2 separate regions of the Homo sapiens genome follow, and region 2 is linked to region 1. Evidence: read pairs that join two places in POLR2A ChIA-PET (ENCODE). Cell type or tissue: OCI-LY7. All regions are shown on one strand.

The links. Peaks named below come from ENCODE experiments on the same cell type or tissue, not always from the same donor. Only the 100,000 strongest peaks of a DNase experiment are listed, where the experiment ranks them.
Region 2: POLR2A ChIA-PET joins it to region 1 with 6 read pairs; 3 of 35 experiments call an interaction of 5 or more read pairs at or near these places.

Annotation. Positions count from the first base shown.
Region 1 is chr21:29,359,075-29,363,074 of GRCh38, reverse strand. It overlaps a transcript of BACH1 not described here. Among named protein-coding and RNA genes, the nearest start is that of BACH1-IT2, 11 kb to the left of the region's middle. In OCI-LY7, CTCF peaks have their summits at 1,358 and 1,557; no DNase peak of the experiment used is centred here.
Region 2 is chr21:29,123,324-29,127,323 of GRCh38, reverse strand. It overlaps a transcript of MAP3K7CL not described here. Among named protein-coding and RNA genes, the nearest start is that of MAP3K7CL, 5.3 kb to the left of the region's middle. RefSeq lists a silencer at 1,893-1,942. In OCI-LY7, a CTCF peak has its summit at 1,910; a DNase peak (open chromatin) is centred at 1,933; H3K4me3 peaks cover 1,309 bases; H3K27ac peaks cover 1,001 bases.

The DNA.
Region 1 (4,000 bases):
GGAACAATGGCAGCCACCAACCAAAGGTTCTGTAGTGGTTGACTAGGGCTGCCATAACAATGCACCACAGGCCGTGTGCCTTAAACGACAGAAATGTATTCTCTCACAGTTCTGGAGGCTGGATGTCCAAAATCAAGACATCAGCAGGGTTGGTTCCTTCTGAGGCTGTGAGGGAGACTGTTCCATGGCTCCCTCCTAGCTTCTGGGGATGAAGGTGATCTTTGATGGTCCTTGGCTTGGAGATGCATCACCCAGTCTCTGCCTTCCTCTCCACATGGAGTTCTCCCTGTGTGTGAGCCTGTCTCCAGTCTCCGCATTTTAGAAGGACATCAGTCATACTGGATTAGGATCCACTCTAAAGGTCCACCCTAAAATGACCTCGTTTTTACTTGGTAACAACCCTATCTCCAAATAAGGTCACATTCTGAAGTAGTGGGGGTTAGGATTCTAACACATGAATTTGGGGGGCACACAATTCCCCTCATAACAGGCACTAAGTCTTTAGAGCCGAGCGGAACATGATGTGGCCAACTAGCCACATGTGGCTACTGAGCACTTAAAATCTGGCTAATCTAAATCGAAATGAGCTGTGAGTGTAAAATACACACCAGATTAAAAAAAATGAATGTGCAATATTGCAATAATTTTTATATAGATTACCTGATAAAAATAATATTTTGGATATATCTGGTTAAATAAAATATAGTACAGTATTCAAATTAATTTCACCTCTTTTTTTACTTTTTAACATGTGGTTTCTAGAAAATTTAAAACTTCACATGCAACTTGCATTTGGCTCATTTTATATTTCTACTGGATGACACTGATCTAGAAACAGAAATTCAGAGTCTTTGACACCTGGTCATTTTGTGAAAAGTTTCTGAAATTTCTACATTGTTCTCTGACAAGGATGGCAAAATTAAGCATTCAATTCACTGAATTGAAGTGACATGTAGCATATGGTAAATATCAAACTTTATACCTGTGTAACCAACTCTAAATTTTAAGTAAGTTCTCATAGAACCTAAGTGGCAGATATATTTGATCAATAAGGATCACACTTCATTTTTATTACTAAGAACTCAATTTGGAACAGGCCACCCAATATCATCTTATAAGAGTGGCTTTTGTTTAAAGCAATCACCTTTTCATTTACCTTGTGTAAGAAAAACAAGGCTGCTTATCAAGTGTGACTTTATTAATAATTACATCAGAATGGCATGGGTCCTTATTAAAGACGGTATACAAGTGAGATTTTGCATATGCTTTGTGCAGATAAATCATGAGCTCCATAGTAAAGTTATGTAAATGGAGATGCGTTTTTGCTTTTATGAAATACACTGGGTTATAAATACTCTGACCTTGTTTATGGAGGAAGCTGGTTTGTTCACTTAATGAAGACATTAATTTGCCATTCAGTTTGGACTGATTACTCATTAGCTGCCATCTCCTGACCAACAGCTCTGACTTACAAACCCAGGCTGGTGATCGGATCGTAGGTAGTGGTGTGCTGCCATCTATAGCTGGAACGAGAAAAAGATCAAAGTGCAGCAAGGTCTGCAAAGCCACAACTACTAAAAAGAGTTACAGTATCAAAACATTAACAATTTTTTTTAAAGCTAGACAAAAAAAAATACACTCCAAGGTCTACAACTACGGCTCTTTCCCCTTGTTAAAATCATTGTAAGTATTGATTGATTTGCAAGCAAAACAAAACCTAGATAAAGCAAGCTGTATAATATCCCAGCTGCAAGCCTTAACCCAATTATTGTTGGTGGAGCAGGTGCAAAAACATCTGCAATACTGATAACTCAAATGGCACAAAACCTACTGTAATCATTTTCCAAGTCAGCTACTGCTTGCCTTTGCCCAGAATTCATGTCAGGATTTCTTTTTCCACTCTTCAGTCTTTTTCCTACTCCAGGATGCCGCCATCAGCAACGTTCAACAAACATTTTTGGAGACCCTACTATGTTCCAGCCATTGTCCTGCTTGAGATGCAGCACAGACCAAACGCATCTCCTGGCCTTGCGATGATTACATTCTAGTGGAGTGAGACAGACATTAAACACTAGACTAAGTAAACAAGCTCATTCTATACTATGTTGGGAGGTGGCAGGCATTACAAAGAGAGAAAACAAGAGGGCAGGATATGGGGATGGGGATTGGAGGTAGAATGGTAGGAAGGAGGAAGCATGTGGGGTTTTTTTTTGTTTTTTTTTTTTTTTTGAGACAGGGTCTTGCTCTGTTGCCCCAGTCTGGAGTGCAGTGGTGCCATCTCAGCTCACTGCAACCTCCACCTCGTGGGTTCAAGCTATTCTCCTGTCTCAGCCTCCTGAGTAGCTGGGATTACAGGTGTGTGCCACCACACCTGGGTAATTTTTGTATTTTTAGTAGAGACAGGGTTTCGCCATGTTGGCCAGACTGGTCTTGAACTCCTGAGCTCAGGTGATCCACCCACCTCGGCCTCCCAAAGTGCTGGGATTACAGGCGTGAGCCACTGCGCCTGGCCAGATGCAGTCTTAATGAGGGCAGTCAGGGGAGCCTCACTGACAAGATGACAATGGGGCAAACATGACATTCCCAGGAGTTCCCAGGAGAGGACAGGGGCCTGGGAATGAGGCCAGAGGGTTGGGGAGGGAGTTCATTGTGGAAGGCCTCTGAGGCCGCCGACAAAATAGCAGCTTTTAGCTGAGTAAAATATCACTTCTTGCTTTTAGATATCTGCCTGATGGACAGCTACGTTTTGTGAGCCCAAAGTATTTGAGACAGGTCTCAATTAATTTAGAAAGTTTATCTGCCAAGGCTAAGGACGTGCCTATGACAGCGTCAGGAAGTCTTGGGTACATGATGACATGTACCCAAGTGGTCAGGGCACAGCTTGGTTTTATACATTTTAGCTTGATTTTATACATTGATGAGACCTCAATCAATATGCATAAGAGGTACATTGGTTTGGTCCAGAAAGGTGGAACAACTCGAAGTAAGGGATTCCAGGTCAGAGGTAGATAAGGGACAAAAGGTTTCATTCTTTGGGGTCTTCGATCAGCCTTTCACTGAATACATGTGAGGTGGAATGAATAGAGGAATAGTCACTGATGCCTTAGTCTGACTCAGTGAATCTGCATTTTTACATAAACAATAGGTCAGAGGAAGCAATGAGAAATGCATTTGTCACAGGTGAGCAGAGCAATGATCAAGAGTTCTGTCTGTCCTCTGTCCTGGGCCTGTGAAGATAAGGTATCAATTAATATGGCCAGGATGAAGTTCAACAGAACTGTTTTAGGGTAAAGATCTTTGAGGCTCACAAGGAATTTCCTTACGGGCAAATTGTGAGGGAGGTATGTAGCTTTTTTATTTTTATTGTTTTTCTTTGTAGTTATTTTATTTAGGAATAAAATGGGAGGCAGGTTTGTCTGATGCAGTTCCCAGCTTGACTTTTCCCTTTGGCTTAGTGATTCTGGAGTCTTGAGATTTATTTTCCTTTCACGGTTTTCCCCATTTCTTTCTTTGCTTAAAATCGTGTTTGATAGTTTTATAATCGTGGTGGTGGTTATTGTCTCAAGATTCATGAGTACTCGCAAAAGCAAATTTTAATAAATAACAACTGTTCACCCCAGATGGACTTCAATTTTTTTTATTCACAGAGAGATTTCGATATACCTGGTTATAATCATACTAGATACATAAATCACTTGCTTTCATGTTTAGCATCTGTCATGAGTATTTTTCATTTTATTCCATGTTTACCATAAACATTTTGTTAGCTAAAAACTCATAAAGAGACAATCATTGTGTCAAACATTTGATTTTACTGTGAGGATTAAGGGAAAAATTATAAAAAGAGCCGAGTACAGTGTCAAATCTTAGTTTGAGTAGAGATACAATATAGTGCTTTGCTTTTTTCCATTTCTAAAGGTCTATTCAAAATTATTTACTATGATAAATGCTATGATGGACATCTTGATATAAGAAGAAATTTTTATTATTATTATTATGG
Region 2 (4,000 bases), 240 kb after region 1:
TGGTGGCAATAATGTATAATTTTTATTTTATTATTTTCAGCAACAAATGTGTTTTTACAGTTATTTGGAAAGTTATTTTCAATAATATTCAAGGAGCTTTTCACATACTGAGCTCTAGACTTGCTTCTGAATTATGATCAATAATACACTCCTACCATAGACTATTGTCACAATTATGCAATATCAATTTCTCAGTACAACTCAATACGTATGTAGCTTGGTATGTTCCAGGCTAGTGTTTCTCAAAAGTACCTGATTACTAGGTGCCTTTAAAAAATACCCATTCCCAGGCTTTGCCATAGTGACTCAGTAGTCTGGGTAGACCCTCATTCTGGAAATTTTAAAAAAGAAATTTTAATGGCTATTCATAGCATTTAGAGAATAGTTGAGAAGACATTTTCCCCAACATTTTAAAGTCAGCTCTGTATTGCTATGTGACATATACGGCCGGTAGTCTCCAACAAAGAAATATTCCATGACGGCAAAATAATCACTCTTCCATTATATCCAGAGGTCAGCACAATTTTTCTCTAAAGGGCCATATTAGAAATATTTTACACTTGTGAGCCAGGCACGGTGGCTCACATCTGTAATTCCAGCATTTTGGGAGGCCGAGGCAGGCGGATCACCTAAGGTCAGGAATTTGAGACCAGCCTGGCCAACATGGTAAGACCCCGTCTCTACTAAAAATACAAAAATTAGCCAGGCGTGGTGGCGAGTGCCTGTAATCCCAGCTACTCAGGAGGCTGAGGCAGGAGAATCACTTGAACTCGGGAGGTGAAGGTTGCAGTGAGCCAAGACCACACCATTGTACTCCAGCCTGGGCAACAAGAGCAAAACTTCATCTCAAAAAACAAACAAACAAACAAAAAAACAGAAAGAAAGAAATATTTTACACTTATGAGCTCTTAAGGATCTCTGTCACAACTACTCATCTCTGCCTCTGTAGCATAAAGGCAGCCATAGACAACATGTATAGGAATGGATGGGCTCTGACTTTATTGACAAAAACAGGAAACAAATGCACATGGCTGTGTTCCAAAAACACTTTATTTACAAAGAGAGAGCAGCCTGGATTTGGCCTGCAGACTATAATTTGCCAGCCTCTCCAGATCGAACATCCAGTGGACGGCCTTATCCTGACTGAACATCCAGTGGACAGCCAAGGCACAGCTCCCCCCACAGTGCCGTATGGCACATGCAGAGTCCTCTGGGAGAAGTAACTCTTCTTTTGCTGCCACTTTCTTCAATTCATTCTTCCCAACTCCATCCCCATAAAAAAATTTTGTCAGATTTCTCAGTTAGTAAAGCAAAAGTCCCAAAGTTATGTATTAACCCTGCTTTTCTATGAAGCACTGATACATCTGTTTGAAGAAAACACCAGTGAATAAACACCTCTTCCAATTGGTTCATGAGACTGCATGTGCAGGCCATGGTAAGAAAGTGCCACGGGACCTGTTCCATACTGTGAGCTGGTCTTGTGCCATTGCTCTTTGGAGGAGCCTCTTCCTCCGCTCCTGACCCCAGTGAAATGTCAGGTAAGGTTTCCCAGGTTTCCCAGGAAGCCTTCTTGCAGTGCTAACTTGCAGTAATGTTGTTACTCCTTCTCAAACCTTCTCGTAGGGCAATGCAATGAAAAACCACAAAGCAAGGATCAAGGCTCAACGACAAAAACAAGACACCACCTCCCCCAGGAACTTCTTTTTATTTTAATTGACAAAGAAAAATTGTATGTTTCTAGAGTAAGGATTTCTGATCACATACTGTCACAGCCTTTGATTTTAAGGGTAACTGGGAGCCACTTTTCCTAATCAAAGTTCACTTCAGGCTTAAGATAGCAGAATGATCAACCCTATATCATTCGTGCCCCCAAAGCTCAAGAGAGGAATGACAGGGGTTAGAACCACTGAACCACTCAATGGTTTCTCTTTCACTAGCTTTGTGGTTCCCTTAATGAAGGAGACAGAGCAATGTGCAACATTTAAGTCAGGCCACCTGGGTCTCCAACCCAGCTCTGTCTCTTACTCATGTAGGACTTTGGTTAAATTACTTAATAAATTATATGCCACAAATTCCCCAAGTATAAAATGGGGGATAATCATAGTACCTGTCCTACAGGTTGTTATGACAATTAAAAGAGCAATACAAGTACGTGCAACAATGCCAGAAATAAAACAGGCACTATGTAAATAGAAATCATTTTTTCAAGGGGGCAAAAACATAGGAAAAAACCACATCCAAAGGGTACCTAGATTCAGAAGACCTGGGTTTGCATTGTGATGCTGCATTCAAAAGCTGTGGAAGTTTAGACCAGAGACTTCATACCTCCAGGACTCAGTTTTTTCATCTAGGTTGACAAACTTTTTTTGTAGAGGGCCAGGAGATAAATATTTTAGGTTTTTCAGGCCATACACTTTCTGTTACAATTACTCATCTCTGCTGTTCTAAGTTGAAAGTAGTCATAGACAATATGCAAATGGATGGATGACTCCAGTAAAACTTTATTTACAAAAACAGTAAGTAAATGTGTATAGCTGTATTCCAGTAAAAGTACAGACACTGATATTAGAATTTCATATAATTTCCAAATGTCACCAAAGATTATTCTCCTTTTGATATTTGTCAAATATTTTAAAATATTAAAACCATTCTTAGCTCCTGGGTCATACCAAAACAGGCTGTGGGACAGACTTTACCTGATCCTCAGAGTTTTTGGACCCTTGATTTGTATAGCCAACAAGCAAGCATGGACTAACTCAGGGTTTCCCCAGATGGGAATAACGTGATGTGTGTGTAGCCACTGTTTTGCCTTTTTAACTTGATTTAGCTATCTATTTATCTAAATGGATTAATCTTTTATCTAAATATTTTATTTATGAAAACTTAAATGGTTTTATACAATTTGAGTTTACCATTTAAAGTTAATTAAATGTGACACATGTGTTCTTTTTTTTTTTTTTTTTTTTTTTTGAGACGGAGTCTCACTCTGTTGCCCGGGCTAGAGCACAGTGGCGCGATATCGGCTCACCTCAACCTCCGCCTCCCAGGTTCAAACGATTCTCCTGCCTCAGCCTCCTGAGTAGCTGGGATTACAGGTGCCTGCCACCACGCCCAGCTAATTTTTGTATTTTTTAGTAGAGATGGGGTTTCACCACCTTCGCCAGGCTGGTCTTGAACTCCTGACCTCATGATCCACCAGCCTCAGCCTCCCAAAGTGCTGGGATTACAGGCATGAGCCACCACCCTTGGCCTGTGTTCCTTTTCTATAAACACCTAGACAGCAGACTCTTGGAGAAAGAATAAATTTCCTTTAATATTTTTGACTGTATGAGAAAATAATGTTTATCTTATATTTTAGTATTTATATCTTTCCCAAGAATATAACCTAGAAGGACTAACAGCACCAAATTTTAAAGCTTGTTATTATAGTATAGATAGATTTACTTTACCTTCTTAATGTTATCCTAAGGAAAACATAAATTTCTCATCATCTGTTAATATCCCAGTGTGTACCCCAAAAAGGAAGAGCACTCTCTTCATTAACAGAACCAAATAGCACCATCACACCAACAACCACCACCACAGTAATTCCCCAACATTACCCATCATCAGACAGCATTCAAACCTCCAATTTTATCACAAACATTTTCAATTGTTTTCTCCATTAATTTTTAAATTTTTAATCAAGATCCAAAGTCCGGACACATGATGGACTGCTAAGTTTTTATATTTATAAATCTACAATTACTCTTCCTCCCTCTTTTTTTGCAAATTTATTTGTTAAAGAAACTATAGAGTTCCCAAAGTTACACCTCCATAATGTTTTTTAATATGCTTCTCTGTTCTCTCTGTCCACTGTAAATTAGCCATTGGATCTAGAAACTCGGTCAGATTCAGATGTGACTTTCTTTTTTTGCAGGACTACTTCATAGACAGCGAATAACATTTATTTAAAAGATCAGCCGGGTACAGTGGCTCATGCCTGTAATCCCAGGACTTT